Linked DNA regions of Homo sapiens: region 2 is linked to region 1. A link is an interaction called in ENCODE POLR2A ChIA-PET data of the cell type or tissue named here. Cell type or tissue: Panc1. All regions are shown on one strand. Links, peaks and the distances in the headings refer to the core of each region. The heading gives the core; the rest is flanking DNA. Region 1 overlaps HIVEP3 (HIVEP zinc finger 3). Region 2 overlaps FOXJ3 (forkhead box J3).

Region 1 (8,332 bases), core at 225-8,224:
AATAGGTGTGAGCCCATCTCCTCAAACCTTCATCTACGCTGACTGCTAACCTTTAGACAATCTTTGCCAATTTGTTAGGGGAAAGAACAACCTTTCATTGTTCTAATTTGCCTTTCTTTAATTACCAGGGATGACTAACAGTTTTTCATTTGCCTTGTTCCTCTTGCGAATTGCCTGTTCATGTTTAAAAAGGAAGCCCGTTTTCATAATTAGATGCAGCAGAGTAGGTGGCCTCAAAGTGAACTCCCTACCGCTGGGAAGGGTTGAGCAGGGCCAGGTGGTTGCCCATCAGGGAACTGGGCATCTCTGTGCCTTGTGGACAGCAGAACTGGATGAGCTCTGAAGTCCTTTATTACACTGGGATCATTTCACTCTTGTCCAGACCAGCAAAGGTAGCAGGCAAACCTCAAAGAAAAGATGGCTTGCGGATCAACAACTGGATTCTGAAGACCTCCACCAGGATTTCCCAAGGTGGATTTGATGCCTAAACATCTCTCATAAGCTTCTGCATAAAGACACCCCAGTTATATCGGAGAGAAGAGTCAAATCGACATGGTTATGCCTCTAGTAGCTACAGCATGCCACAGTGGGGGAATTCCTTAAATCTCCCCCTTGACAAGATGGAAAACCTTCGTGGTCATAGATCAAATCCTACCACAACAAACATGTTCATAATCAAGGTCAGCATAGCACAAAGACTCCTAAGGTGGGGCCAGTGGTCTGTTTATCTCAAGCTATAACTTTTTTCCCTGCTTTGCATTTGGCTTTGGTACAAGAATTTGACATAAACACCCTCCTAACCCCACTCCCCTACAGGTATTTACATAGCAATTTTCTCCTGAGCTGGTCAAAACCCTGCTAGGACTTGGAGAATTCCATTGTGTTTGTAGTAAGCAGACACCTGGAGCCAGATAGCTCTTAGAGAATAAACTATTCTTGGATTGGAAAGGGATCTGAATGTATCTGACGCCCTCCTTTTGCAAAAATTTTGCAGTGTTTTCAGAGGACCTTCTACATTTTCACTAAGGGGATATTTCCCCCTAATATCTCCACCATTGCCATTGTTGGAGTTTCCTGCTGGGTCTGGCCCCCACAGGTATAATGCCAGCTGGAAACAGAACACTCACATCTCTTAAATTACTCCACTAACGAAGAAGTCACACGTGGAATTAGAATTCTGGCTAATTTTCCTGTGGGCACACCTTAAGCACACAAACCTGAAAGCAGCAGAGCAGCGAAACTGGCAGCCAAAATAAAGCAAAAAGAAGAACATCTTCCAGGAGGGAGGTGGAATCAGATTGAGGCAAAGCCAGGACTAGGTTCTTGGCAACGTGATTAAAATCCCGAACTACGAGGGAGGAGAGGCCTTGCTGCCAGCCCCTCAGCACACTCGAGCCAGGGCACTGGAGGTGGGTGGTGGTTAAAAGCTGTGTGCCATTCACAGCCTATAGCACTGCCTGTGTCCGTCAGTATGGGCAGAATGGCTAATGACTCCAAATAAAACTCCTACACCATGCTCCATCTGGGGACCATGTTATAGCTGAATACACAAAGTCACTTTGTAGCTTGCCCGATAAGTCCACTTTAATTCCTCCAAAATAATTCATGGAGGCCTGTGAGCACACTGCACCAGGCCAAGCACTAGGGTTATAAAAAAGAAATGAAAAAAGAAAAACCTAGTTGCTCTACTCTAAGGGCTTATGATTTAACCAAGGAGATGAGATTCACAATGGTAGCTGGCAATACGGTAAATCAAGGCACAAAGAATCCAGGAGTGTGTTCTGCTAGAGGCCCAAGAGGGCAGCTGGCATTTTCAGGAGGATGCAGGTCAGCCTTTATGGGAAAATGGATTGAGTTTACCTTGAAGGGTGGGGAAATTTTAGGCAGGTGGCTAAGAAGTGAGCTGGCCTCTGGGGATGTGGGGAGACTGTGAGCGCCGCATGAGACAGGCTCTGCATCCTGCACATGCTGCCTGCATTTCCAGCCCTGGGAGGAGGATTTGTGCAAGGGAGGCAGAGATGAGAGCGTTGATAGGAAGGAAGGAGGCCAGATTTCAGAGAGGTCTGAATCCCACACAGAGAAGCTTGGGCTTTCTCCAATAAGCTGCAGGGAGCAGTTGGAGACTTGTGAACAGCAGATTAACATAATTAAATAAAAACTTCAAGACTTTAGCTTTTTGTGGGGATGCAGACTAGACGAGAGGTGATGAGAACATTAGAAAGCTTTTACAGTGTAGACCAGGCTGGCCACGGTGTTGGCAACGGGAGAGAAAGAAATAGATCTGGAAGATACCACAAAGCAAATATCTAAAGGGCTTGGAAACAAATTTGGCCGGGGGGCGGATGAAGGATGAGTCAGGGGCAGTTCTGAATTTTAAAACTTGGGGGATGTGAGGTGGAGGTGGCATCGTCAGACATAAAGACACAGGTTCGAGCAGCTTTACAAGAACTTAAAAAGGCCAGACCACCCAAAGGTGGCACTGACTGGAAGCACGAGGCTACGGACAATGCTTCCTCATTTCAAAGGGGAGTTAACAAGTTAAGTGAAGTTTTATCCACCAATGAAATGGCTGTCTGTCCAAACAAATAAGCAACAAGTGTGGGCTCTGCACTCCTCTCCACCTCTCTTGCTCCTTCCGTTGATGCTCCCCTAACATTTATCTGACCATAAGCTAAGAGCAGTCATGAGAACAAGATAGAAATCCTCAGAAATCCAGAACTCTAATCCTTCCTTCTGCTGAAATACTGTAGGGCTTAGTTATTTTCACACTTATGCATATGCTTCAGTGTGTAAGAACTGAGTCATTGTTTTCTTTTCTCCTCCCCTCTCCCCTCTCTTTCCCTCCTCTTTGCCACCCAGCACCTCCTCTGCCTCCACCCCCAAGCCACTGCAAACATCCTGGCATGCATCTCTCCCCATCCATTTCTGCATGGCTGTCAACATTTCCCATTCCCTCCAAGCTTGCCTCCTGCCTCCTATTTCTTTAGACACACTGGGAGTCTAAGAAATGAACTACAGATTCAACAGGACTGTGGACCACAGATCTTGACAAAGACAGGCAGCTTGTTGTGAAAAGAGAATTGGAGGGCAGGTCAGAGACTTAGGTTTTAGGAGTCAGGCAAGGGAATCAGATAAAGATCCCTGAAAACAAGGGATATCATCACTGCCCAGCTTTACTGACGTAGAGACAAGTTTTCTCACTTGGCAGATATAGACGGAAGATAAGCAGGTTCCCTTTCAGATGGTAACCCCAAGTGCAGTGGCTCACAGCTGCAGTTATTCTGAATGGCAGCGGGAGGGAAGGAAACAATGAATGCACACACACACAAGAGCAATGCTTAAGGTGAAATGGACTTGAACAGTCTCAAATGCACACCTCCTCCAGTTCCTGGAAGGCAAGGATGAGTCAAACAGAAGTTGAATTTCACAGGCGTTCCTCCTCCACTGTCACATACGTTCCCAGACGCAGAGTCATCTGTGCACATGTCACCCAGCATCGACTGCTACCAGCAACTGCCTCCTGGGAAGTTAAGCTGCAGGGTCAGATCTGCTTCTGCTGGGGAGCTGAAAGTAAACTGCGTAAGGTGGGGGTGATCCCAGTAATGTGAGGGCAGGAAAAAGCAGAGAACGCTGGAAAAGGATGGCAGGAATTAACATGGCTCTGAAGAGAGGAGCCAAGGATCACCTGATCTGTAGAGCCTGGAATCTGCAGTTATTTCTAGTTTCCTAGACAACCCTGACTAAACTAGGAAGACATCTGAACTCCGGCTCAAAAATAATATAGGTTCTTGGAATGGGACAAAAGAAGAAAGGAAAGGGGAGGTGATACCATGTGCCAGTTCAGGGAGTGGGGACCAGACCTTCAGAGAAAGGAAGGTCTTCCCAAATGGAAGCTGAAATCCCAGTGGGCATTATGCTTTCTGTACTTTTGCATTTGTAGCCAAGAGCATGATTCTAATTCTGGTTCTCCAGCGGAGGTGCGGGCAGCACATGTGCATGAGTTCGTCAAAATTGATCTAACGGCACACATAAGATCTGTACATTTCACTGTATGTAAATTAGATCCTAGTAATTCTACCTCTCTCAATTAGTTGGTTGTGTGACCTTGGACAAGTCATTTAAATTTTTGTAGTCCAGGATTCTCCATCTGTCAAGCTGAAGCTAAGAAGCTGGCCTCTAAGTTTCTCCCTGGCTCTAAAATTTACGATTGTGAGAGCTGATTATTGCAGGAAATGAGCAAATACATCCAGATTAAGAAGGGCCGCAACTATTGATAGAAGCTAAGAAGAATTTCTGAATGGGATTAGCCATCTGCAGAAAATTCCCCCTAAATCATCCATCCTGGAATCAGACGTGGAGAGAGGTGAAGATTCCATCCTCTGCACCAAAAGGAAGTGGCAGCCCCTCCTGGCTCTGCATTTTCCCCTCCTTCCCATCCGCTCTCCCCTACAGACTCTCTAAATTCTTCCACTGGAGATTCCCCAAGGGCTCAGGATTGGGACAGGCCTTTTCTTCCCTTCCTTCCAAATTTCCTTTGGGTTTATAGCACCCTGGTCGGGTTCACAGGAAGGGAAAGGAGAGGGAAGAAACCATTCACATTTGGGTGTGCGTAGCAAGCAGAGAGCTGGAGGGTTACAGAAACTTAGAGGAGGTCAGAGCCAGACAATCATCTCCCCATCCTATGTCTTATGGATAAGAAAATGAAGATGCAGAAAACTAGTGTGACTTCTCACCATTTCTAAAGCCCCGGAAAGAACAGATCAAGGAGGCAGCTGTGGCCATCTTCAGGCTGGTTCTTTCACATAGAGATGCTCCTACTTACTCCATAAATAGTTTGTCATGGGCAACTTTCAGACAGAGGAGCTGGAACTACCCTAACCGGGCACTGGAACATGTGTAAGTAGACCACCTGGCTCACCTGTTTCTCTTCTCAGAGGGGCTCTGAGTCATGAGGAGAACCTCTGGATATGCAGAATGGATAAACTGCTTCTGTCAGGATGGAAAGGAATTCACAGATGTCTTGCCAGCAGCTAACCAGTGACACAGCTGAATGGTAGCAGGCCCATGGAAACACTCTGGATAAGAAAGACTATCAAAGGAGCATCAGGTCCAGATTGCAAATTGCTTTAGCAGCTAACATAGGCATAAAGACAGAACGACCCACTCTAATCCAAGGGGGTTACGCTTCAGCGCTGGCTGCCTCTGACTCTCACCCTTGACCCAGCCCATTCATCAGTATGTTGATAAGCAGATTCTCTTCACAGAGCTCCTTAATCTGGTTTCCCAGGGAGGTCTTGCAGAGATTAATGAGAGCACTGTGCTTCCTGCCAGTTTTTGAGGCTGGGACAGTTAAACAGCAAGGGTGAAGGAGCTTGTCATAAAGTACACAAACCATCCCATCATTGGACTTGACCCCATTAGGTGGTTAACTCAAACATCTTCTCAATGTAGACACTTGGATCTATTTTTTTTATTCACTCTCTCCTTGGTAGCCAGCAAAATTAAAGCCCTTCCTCATATCATCGTTCACGCCATCTTTTATAATAGTCACAGCCACAACAGCAGCTGGGGCTAAACAAAGATTAGGAGCAATAAGGATCAGATGGGACAGACAGGAGATCTGGTCCTACCAAGGGGCATCACCAATGAGCTGGACCCACTGTGCAGCCCACCTGTCAAATGCCATTTGCCACCTCTGGCGGTGATAGCAGGGGCAGCTGGGGCTGAATCCATGAATCCTGAGGTCTCACAGAAGTACAGCCACCCCTGTCATCTAGCCCCTCCCCTCAGAATATGCTCTGGGGAGCTGTCACATCCCACACTGCAGGCTGATGGAAGACACAGACACACTCTTGGGTCCTGGCATTATCGCTGTTTCCTCTGGTTACCTTTAAAGAAGGGCGTCTCTGAGTGCTGGGTCCTCCACTGGAAATAATGTGGGGAAACTGGATGAGCTCTGCAGAGATGAGAATTATTTTGAAGCAAAGTAAGAAATGACCAGGGAACTCTAGATTGGAATACAGCTTGTGAATTCCTAGGTAGGTGTAGACTCAAGAGTTTATAGGAACTTATATTTGCTGTTATTTTTTAAAAGTCTTAAAAGTTAAAATTTACAGCAATAGCAAGAAGGAGGACAAAGTGCAACAGCTTTAACTATGAGCTAATACCAAGGTTAACACTATCTGTCCATTACACGTAGCTTTGGGATTTGGCAAAAAGGAAAAAAAACCACATAACACGGAGCTTTGAGCTCATAAATAGGTCCCAAAGACTTGACAAATAAACTAACAAGGCTTTTATGGTAGAAGGGAGCATCGAAATCTGAGGCCTTCTGTGCCTTCTCTCCCCGCTGCTGTGATGGCAGCTGGCAACTGGGCCCTACTGTCCATTAACAAAACAGAGAGACGGATAACTATCCAGCCGAGGCCAGCTTCCTCACACCAGGCAGATCCACAGTGGACTCTCAGGAATCTTCAGCACCCTTTACACCAGCAGTGGTCAAAGTGGGGGGTGCAGCTGCCTTGGGACTGAGAGATGGGGATGGACACATCTGCAGGGAGGGGTCAGGCTCTAGCCCCTTTCCCCAGGCCACCACTCCTCAGAGGCTGGTCCTCCACCCCAGCTTCAGGGACAGGGGATGCATGGTGGAAACCACTGCAGCTGCTGCATTAGCAACCTTCAAGAGCCAAAGATTCTCTTCTCTCTAGCCAGAGAGGGAAGGCAAACAGGTTAGGGTGACCTGCAGCTCAGGGTCGGCCCCAGGCCAGGCCACTGCCTGTACTGACTCCTGGGCCTCTATGCAGTGCACTCCACTTTCTAGGGCAGGCTGCTTGCCAAGGATTCACAGTGGACCTGGCTGCTCCCTGTGGGACTCACTGGATCTGGACCCAGGACCAAGCCTGCTTGCCAGGAGCAGAAGGTCAGGTTGGTTTAAAAAGGTAACCTCTGTCCTTTCCCAGTTCCGTTCCTTTCTCTTCCCCAGCTACCTCCTCCTCTTCTCCAAATCAGCCTTCTCTTGGCTCAGTTTCTGACCTTGGGTATTTTCCCCAAGGAACACATCCGACCATCAGGCACTCAAAGGAGCATGAGCCTAGTCTTTTCCTCAAGCAAATCACCCCGGTACAGTCAGCAGCTGCAGAGCACAGGGAGCTCCTGGCATGCTAAAGGTCATTTACAGATCACTGAAAAATCTGGACAAGATGCTAATGTCCCAGCTCAATGCCCATGTCCTGACTTAAACCTTGACTGTGTCTTAAGGACACTCAACGTCAGGATACCTATGACAGAAAGAGGGACTTCTGAGTATTTCAGGCATAACAGGCAAAACAGACATCTTTAAAGCTTGCAAAATATATGATTCTGTCATTCCTCTGCATCCTCACCACCACCATGATGGAGAGCCAGGGCCAGTCTTTCCAATCATCACTCAAGCTTCCAGTGGCTATTGGGCACTCTCCCTCTTAGAGAGGGGACACTCCAGCAGGAACTCCAGGTAGAGAGCTGTTCTGCAGTGGGCATTTCTAGCTCAGGGCCAGCCTCCGAGACTCTCCAGGAGTGGCATGAAATGAGGTGGATGGGGCTTCCTTGTCCTGGCCATCATGTGCCTACAGCAGGCATTGGCAAGCTTTTTCTATAAAGGGCCAGAAAGGGTTATGGACCATCTTCTTTGATGTTTTTATTTTACAACTCTTTAGAAATGTAAGAATCATCCTTAGTTTGAGGTGCCATATAAAAACAGGCGGCAGGCAAATTTGGCTCACAAGCAGGCTGCAGTTTGCAGACCCCCTCCTAGAGGAAGATGCTGAGGCCTCACCAAGCAGCCCCTCCCCACCTTCCCTCTCTAGCCTGACTCCTCCAGACTCATTCCAGCTGCACGTGGCACCTGTACTAGGCCGCAGGATGGCCTTCTTGCTGCAGGCATTTCAATGAGAAAATATGCTGCATGGATCATGAGTGATTCTGTCTCCCTCGTGCTTAACCTTGGAAGCACAAGGCCCTGCTGGCCTCACCTCAAGGTCTCACCTGCCCATACTCATGCGACCTTGTCCACCATCTCTCCACTACGAGGTGCCATCTGGTAAATGGCCTAACTTGGGTTCTTCCTCCCACGCCTCCTGTGTAGGTTCAGGGCAGGGAGACCAAGGTAAATCCTGTCAGTTCTATCTGAAGGCAGAGCCTGGATCCAATCACTTCCCACCCCTCCAATGCTATCACCTAGAACACAGCCACAGCCTCCCATCTGGACTCCCTGCTTCGATCTCTGCCCTCCCCCCTCCCCTTCCAAAAGCTCCCAGAGGCTTTCCATCTCACTCAAAATAAAAGCCAATGTCTC
Region 2 (8,332 bases), core at 191-8,190, 360 kb after region 1:
GCCTCAGCCTCCCCAGTAGCTGGGACTAGAGGCAGGTGCCACCACACCCACTATTTTTTTTTTCTTTTGGTAGAGATGGAGAGGTGGGTCTTATCTTGCTGCCCAGGACTCTCAAAGTACTGCGATTACAGGCATGATCCACTGCTAAAAAACTACCTAAGATATATGTTCCCTCTTCTACTCCTTGACACTAGTTTCCTTGGAATAGTTTAATTGCTTGCAAGCCCAAATTAAAAAGCAAAATGCAAAAAGGTCAGGAAACTGGCCAAACACAGGTGGCTCACACCTTAATCCCAGTACTTTGGGGGGCCAAGGCAAGAGAACTGCTTGAGCCCAGGAGTTTGAGACCAGCCTGGGAAATGTAGCAAGACCCTGTCTCTATTAAAAAAAAAAAAAAAAGAAGAAGGGGGAGGGGGAGGGGGAGGGGGAGGGGGAGGAGGAGGAGAAGGAGAAGGGGGAGGGGGAGGAGAAGGAGAAGGAGAAGAAGAAGAAGAAGAAGAAGAAGAAGAAGAAGAAGAAGAAGAAGAAGAAGAAGAAGAAGAAATAAAAAGTTGAAAAATAAGGAATTACTGTCTTTCTTGGATTCCATGCTCAGTCAACCATACTGACCTGTCTTGCGCTTTGAGGGCATTCCTTTTTACAACCAGTTTTTCACCTTCCAAATCCCACTAATCTGCCCTATTTCAGTTCATCCATCAGGCCTCCAATTAACGTCACTTCTTCAAGAAAACCTTCCCTGATTATTAGATTGTTATGCCTCTCTGCTACATGGCCCCACAGTTCTCAAAAACCCTTATCTTTCTGTGACCACATAATTTATCATCCACAAGCTATTTGGAGAATGAATGCAGAACTAGTAGTTATGCTGAGACAATAAGCAACACCAGGAATGTACATTCATCCTACCTTATCAGTTTATCTTCCCTGCTTGAGTGAGGAGAGGGTATGACTGTCTTGTTTACCAACTGTTCCCTCAACACTTAGTGCTTAGAATACAAAAGGTGTGGTCTGATAAGCATGAATTTTTATAATGCAAATTAACTTCAAAAAGGAAAATCTTATCCAGACAAAATTAACTACTGTGTTCCCACTCAAATCCTAATACTTTTCTACCCAATACCTTTAATAAAGACCTCTTATCTTGTGTTTACTCCTACCTTTCTCACTCTAAATTCCCTCCCCTCAATCAGAACATAAACTTCATGAGGACAGGAAGTAGGTTTTGTGTTTTGTTCATTGCTGTTTCCTCAGGATCTAGAACAATACCTTTTAATGATAGACACTTAACCCTCATTTATTAGACATATACCCTGAATGGTATTCTCTCTACTTTGCTCTGCCTATCACCACCTGAAAGCTAAGCCACATAACCTATGAAGCCTTCTCAGACAGTACTAGTAAGAAATAATCTCTCCTTCCTCTGCACACAATAGTTTATCTTTCTTAAAATACCTTCTATACTTTACCCTTGTCCTAAAATTATGTGTCTTACGTCTTATTCTTCTTGGTATGCACCACAGTACCCTAGTACAATGCCTGGCACACAGTATCTACAGAATAAAGATCTGTCAAACTGATAAAATGACACTACATATAATTACAGGTATATACAGCATTCAGAAAGCATGCTAGTTTTCCAGAGAACCTCATTTATGTATATATCCCTAGCTCAGGCCATTACTATTGCAACACCATCTGTATCTACTCAGCATCTTCCTCTTGCAATGGGTTATGTGAAGACTATGTACCTTAACTGTTTTGATTCACTTCTCAACACTATGGGCTGTCAAATCAAAGTAAAAGTCCTGATCTCATAACTTTAGTTTATCTAACCAAATCTGTCCACCCCTTATCTAAATATCCACACTCCAGCCTAAGTTCTTCACAATAATTTAAACGGTCTTCAATTATGCCCACCTGTACTTCTTACCTACTAGTCAATCATGCATGCTGTGTCTCCAAGTGGAACATCCTTTAGCATTTTCTACGCAAAAACAGCTCCACTTTCGCACCAAAATTACTAGTCTCAAAGTCTCATTCCTCTTCCTTAGAGGCCTTCCCAGACAGCATTATGTATTCTGAATCACTTCAGTTGGTCTACCAAATTCATTACTTAATATTTGCTCTGTCATTTATAATCACATTTATGTTACTTAATTATATATGTTTGAATTAATGGAGGGAATTCTGCTTTAAATCAAGGATGATGAGCTCACAACAGAATATGCATCTGTAAAAAGAATTTTGATTCAGTGTTGTAGTCTTCAGCATAACAAATACCAGTGGAAGAATAATGTAGTTGTAGACAGCACAAACTGTGAAGGCAAGACTATCTGAGTTCAAATTCTGGCTTTGGTATTTTTTAGTACCTTGGATAACTCACTTAACATCCATGTTCATCAGCTTCATCAGAGTTATTTTAAAAATTACATGAGTTAATACACATAAAATCCTTTAAAAAGCATTTGACACATAAATTCAGCATAATCTTCTATTGTTTTGACTTTTAGCCTCTTACTTATAGCTGAGAATACTGAAGTGCAAAGAATTTAACAACTTGCCAAAAGTCACAGGAACTAGTAAGTTGTGAAGTCAGAAAAGAAATATGAGATTCCTACTAGAGTCTGTCCATTTTATTCAGTATCTTTTCAATAAACTGAAATTTTATTCAATTTGTTTAAGGTCTTCAGGACCATTATATGATTAAAAAATGATAAGATGAAATAAATTTTTAAAAGGAAAAGGAGATTTATAAACTAACTCATGGATTAAGAAAAGAAGAAATATAATAATAACAGAACAGAGAGCACACACAGGCTTATGCTCATGTAAATGGAGGGGACAGGTAAGTATTCCAGAGAACTGGGTTAAGCATATTAGGATGGAGCCAGCCTGGCCAACATGATGAAACCCCATCTCTACTAAAAATACAAAAATTAGTTGGGCGTGGTGGTGAACGCCTGTAATCCTAGCTACTCGGAGGGGCTAAGGCAGAAGAATCACTTGAACCCAGGAGGCAGAGGTTGCAGTGAGCCAAGATTGCACCACTGCACTCCAGCCTGGGTGTCTTTTGAGACTCTGTCTCAAAAGAAAAAATAAATAAATAAAAATAAGAAAGAAAAAATAATATTAGGATGGAGGTAACTGTCAAGCTTTATCTTCCGTTTAAGACATAAAGATGCTCTTGCTTGCATTTTTTAAAATCACTTCTCTTTAGCAGTTTAGAAGTCTTTTTTCAGCTGGGCCCAGTGGCTCACATCTATAATCCCAGCACTTTGGGAGGCTGAAGTGGGTGGACTGCTTGAGCCCAGGAGTTTGAGACCAGCCTCGGCAACATGGCAAGACCCCATCTCTACAAAAAATTTTAAAATTAGCTGGGCGTGGTGGTAGTCCCAGCTACTCAGGAGGCTGAGGCAGGAGGATCAACCTGGGCCCGGGAGGTAGAGGCTGCAGTAAGCCAGCAGCACCACTGCACTCTAGCCTGGGTGACAGAGTGAAATCCAGACTCCCCTCAAAAAAAAAAAAGGAAAGAAAGCCTTCTCTGTTCCATCAAAAGCTCATCACTTCAAAATTAAAAATGTGTGAAATAATTTTTATTTTTTTCACACAGAATTTCAATGTTTACATGTGGACAAAGGAATCACAAATTTCAGAAATTTAATACGGAACTTAGAGGGGTATCAATTTATTTACCATCTACATTTAACTTTTATCCTTTAAATGTCTGAAGGTCATGTTCAGGACCATCACTATTTGCCCTAGGCATTTTCTTAGATAAAACCCAATGGTTACTTAAAATATAAACTCTGTCCTAACAAAAATACTATATATTATATAACCTCTCACTTCCCACTCTAAAAAAAACTCTAAAGGAAAAATACAGGTAATTCAGTTTATCAGGGCAGGAAATTATGTTCCATAAGAACACTATATTTTAGTATATTTGTTAAATAATATCTGTCCCCCTAATTATATGCCCTTTGCTTACAGCTAATCTCTTTGTATGCTCCTACAGGGGCAACCAATATCCAGCTTAGGCCAAAATGAATATCAGTATTAGTAATCGAAAGGCCCTGGTATGTTTATGAATACTTTGTGAAAATATACCACAAAAGTAAATTTCTGAATATTTTACATTTTAAACTTAAAGTGATGATCAAAAAGCAGTAGAAAATGAATACAGAAAATATATGTCCAAAATGTACATTCAATAACACATGTTTTTGTAACCTGAATCCTGTATTTCTTTAGGCCTCCACTATAAAACTGCCAATACAGTCTCAGAAAAAAAAGGAAGACTCTCAAAAATAGGGAGGGATTGCTTTAATAAAACAAGGTAACAAGAATAAAAGGCAAGCTTAATATCCAAAAGACACGGACAGTTGTTCGCCCAATTCCAACTTCCAAAAATAACTGAAATTCCAGGAACTTCAGAAGAAAAAAGCAAATAGAGAAGAACGCAATTCTTCAGCTCTTCAATCTTTTCCAAATTGTTTAACAATGCTATGTGTTTTTTAAAATGTGAATTTTTCTCCCCTTCCTTCAAATTCTGGCAACAGATGCTAAATGTTTTATACTCCACACATTCATATAATGTCCATGCATTAAGCCTACTTTAAAAGGCAAAGGCTAGGTATAAGCTGAGAGGAGTGCTTAAAAAAAAAAAAAAGGCAAAGGCAAGAGAGCAGAAACTGATGTTCGTTCCTTCTCAAATGATAACATACTGAGCTTATCAACATCTCTTGTAAAATTGTCTAGCTCTGGCCGGGCACGGCGGGTCACGCCTGTAGTACCAGCACTTTGAGAGGCCAAGGTGGGTGGATCACCTGAGGTCAGGAGTTCGAAACAAGCCTGGCCAACATGGCAAAACCCTGTCTCTACTAAAAATATAAAAATTAGCCGGGCACAGTGGGTGCCTGTAATCCCAGCTACTTGGGAGGCTGAGTCAGGAGAATGGCTTGAACACAGGAGGTGGGGTTGCAGTGAGCTGAGATCATGCCATTGCACTCTAGCCTGGGTGACAGAGCGAGACTCCATCTCAAAAAAAAAAAAATTTTGTCTAGCTCTGTTACCAGAAGACCATGTCACCAATACTAAACTTTAACTTCTTAAACTCTGGTTTGTGTAAAGTCAAAAGTTGTTCTGGCCTAAGAATTCATTTTATATATCTTGATAACTGGCTTACTGAATTCCCTCTGCTGAATCCAATAAATCTTCCTTACTAAATCTCATTGCTGCTGTACCTCATGAACTCATGTGATCCCAACCTAATCCCAGTTTGAGATCTTTATCTTTGAGGCTCAAAAGTTTTAACCCTTTACTGGGAATGGGCACAGAACAAATTTATTTGACAAGCATTTACTCCATTTCTTCCATCTTATCCTATTCTCTTTGCCCTGATTCATGCTGCAAACATTTACTAGTATCTATTATAAGCTGTGAAAAATGGTAACACTGGAGATACAAATGAAAGGTATTTTCTCTGCCCTTAAGGGGCACATATTCCAGTAGAGGAGACAAATATAAAAACAAATAATTTCTACAAAGTGTAAGAAATTCCATAAAAGAGTTTTATAAAAATTCTACAAGAACAAAAATGGAAGAGAGTAAGCGAAGCTTCACAAAGCAGTTAACATTAGAAATGGGTCTTGAAGAACAGTAAGGTAGGATGGATATGTGTTTGTATGTTTTAGTTGAGATGCTGGAAATGCAGAAAGGATAAGGAAAGCTGACGGCAGTCAAAGTGCTGACTAAAAATATGTTAAAATAGACAACTTAGGATATTAACTATAGTTCCTTTTTACTTTCACTCTTGCAAATTAATTTTAACCATTAATTCACAAGTAAGAATTATCTTACAAGCAATACACACGCACCCAACTTAGAAATGTTGTGTACAAAGTGACTATTAAATGGACAGAACCAGGAAAAGGTATTTTGAGGACAATGGGGAAAATTCAATGCAACCAAACTGATCCTCTATAATAGAAGGGAATAGTTGTGTTACATAAAACTATTCCTAAATGTTGTAGAGAAAAGAATACCAAATTAAAACTCAAGAGAGCTGGATTCAAGTCTCAAACGACACCTGCGCCCTAATTATGACAAAACCTTTTACTTAATTCCTAAACTGTCCCTCAGAGTTAAGATCAAATAAAATGAGTCTGAAAAGTGTTCTGAAAAATGTAAAATGCTACACAAATAAAATCTTACCATCATTATAGTTACATGTGCTAGACTGGAAAAGAACTTTCAAAATCTGTATTTCAGACATATTCAATGCATTACACTAAATTTATGATAAAGAGCCTTTACCCGTTCTACAGATCGTGCCCTCTTCTTTGGCCGAGTAGGCAGCACATCTTCCTTCGGATTGGTGTCTATTGCCCAGTAGGACCCCTAGAGGTAAAGAAATTATATTAACAGTATATTACAGCAAACCTATGATATTAAAATGGATTTTTATAATCCTTTGCATCAAAAGCAAACATTCTGCAAATACAATGGAAAAATAGCACAAGAAACACTTGTTTTGAACTGAGAAAAAGATTATATAAGAAAATATATCCACTTATAATTACATTATTAAAAGAAAACTTTCATAAACTGAAGAATCCAAATCCAAGAACTTCTGCCACACCAAAATTTAGAAAGAAAATGATCAACAAAACACATTTTTTATAGTAATTCTCAATTGAACAGATGATAATTATATGACAATAAAAGAATTTAATGTATAAAGATACTGTAGTTTCTATAGCCCAGGACCTCACAAATCTACATGGTTAGTGAAACATTTTTAAAGACAAACTGCTTGAACACATTTTATATAGTAAGTGTTCCTGAGAAGCAATGATACGTACATAAACTTTTTACTGCTTACTCTGTCGTGACTTAACTATTCTCTCTTACTTTTTGAGACAAGTTATCACAGCATTCATTTGAAAATATGTATGGAGCACCTACTGTGTTCCAGGTACTCAGAAACTGTGACTCTCCAAAAAAAAAAAAAAAACTTTGGAAAAGCATAGATCCATAGATAATATAAGTTTGCAAATATTATACAAACAAGAAGAGCAAAACACAGAAAGATAAAGTGGCTTTCCCATTCAAAGTTGTGAGAACCAGGAACAAAAACAAACAGAAACAAAGTCTGGATTTTTAGCTCTTTTTCCCTCAATTATCCTGCCTCTATACACACACACATGGGGGAGGAAAGCATGAAAGAGGGGAGTTCAAGAAAGGGAAAGAGGGAAGGGAGGAAGATATGCATTTCAGAAACAGAAACACAATGTATATCCTAGTTTTACAATTAATCCCAGTGATCATATCCAAATTTAGTCTTCACCTCTACTATCTCATTAATCTTCCTAGGCCGTTTTTTAAGGCAACGCTTAACAATGAGGGGAAATACAACCCTCACCTATCAATCCTCACACTTTATGCCCAACACGAATCATCTCCTTATACTTTCTTGAACATACCATGTTGTTTATCTGTTCCTGTCCTACACGCTGACCTCACTACTTGTAATACCTACCATACCAATGACAAACTCATATTCCACCTTCAAATTTTACCTCGGATTATCCAAAGGAATCCTTTTCTGACCGTCCTGCCATACCCAAGAATTCATCACTCTCTCCCTCTGCAAGATCTCTACACTTTTTACACATTTAGACCATTGTTTGCAAATTAACATTCAATTCTGTTTACAGGTCTGTATCCCCTTCTAGGCTATAAATTCCTTATGGATAGGGACTATTTTACTCGTTTCTATATCCACAGTGCCAGTCACAATGTCAGACACAAAGCAAGTACTCAATTAACATCTGTCGAAATGAGAAGGGAAAAAAAGCTGTTTAACAAACTGCACCAAGAATATCAGTGTACAGGGTACTACTATGTACATGTCAGTGTACACTGTTGGGGTACAAGGTAGGTGTGTACGTCTCAGATTCTGGTCTATGTAGGTACCTGAGCTTAATGTTCATTTCATCGCCCAGCTACTGCTGGGGTATTTCTATGTTATCTTTTCAAAACGGTCACTACATTTCAGCTAAGGAGTCTACCAGATGTGGTAAGAACCTGCTAGGTAGGAACTACAAACTTGCCAAGAACCCTATAAAATGCAGATGCTACAAAAAGCACTAAAAATGGGAAAACAATGATTTTGGGAATAGGTTTGGCTAGCAAGTTTCAGAATAAATGCAAGGGGGAAAAATTTTATACTGAGTTCTTATAAAAATTAAAAATAAAGTAGCAGAGAAAATACCAAAACTCATTGGACAATAGTTTAAAAACCACTTTTCATAGAAATGACAAATTCCAG

The links. Peaks named below come from ENCODE experiments on the same cell type or tissue, not always from the same donor. Only the 100,000 strongest peaks of a DNase experiment are listed, where the experiment ranks them.
Region 2: POLR2A ChIA-PET joins it to region 1 with 5 read pairs; 1 of 35 experiments calls an interaction of 5 or more read pairs at or near these places.

What each region holds. Positions count from the first base shown.
Region 1 is chr1:41,859,660-41,867,991 of GRCh38, forward strand. The region is part of intron 1 of HIVEP3 (HIVEP zinc finger 3); the gene reads right to left. Among named protein-coding and RNA genes, the nearest start is that of HIVEP3, 55 kb to the right of the region's middle. In Panc1, for the core only: no CTCF peak of the experiment used is centred there; DNase peaks (open chromatin) are centred at 2,782 and 3,412; H3K4me3 peaks cover 330 bases; H3K27ac peaks cover 4,921 bases; H3K27me3 peaks cover 178 bases.
Region 2 is chr1:42,221,568-42,229,899 of GRCh38, forward strand. FOXJ3 (forkhead box J3) reads right to left here. Exons shown (of 13, transcript NM_014947.5): 5 at 6,316-6,399. Among named protein-coding and RNA genes, the nearest start is that of GUCA2A, 61 kb to the left of the region's middle. In Panc1, for the core only: no CTCF peak of the experiment used is centred there; no DNase peak of the experiment used is centred there; H3K27ac peaks cover 426 bases.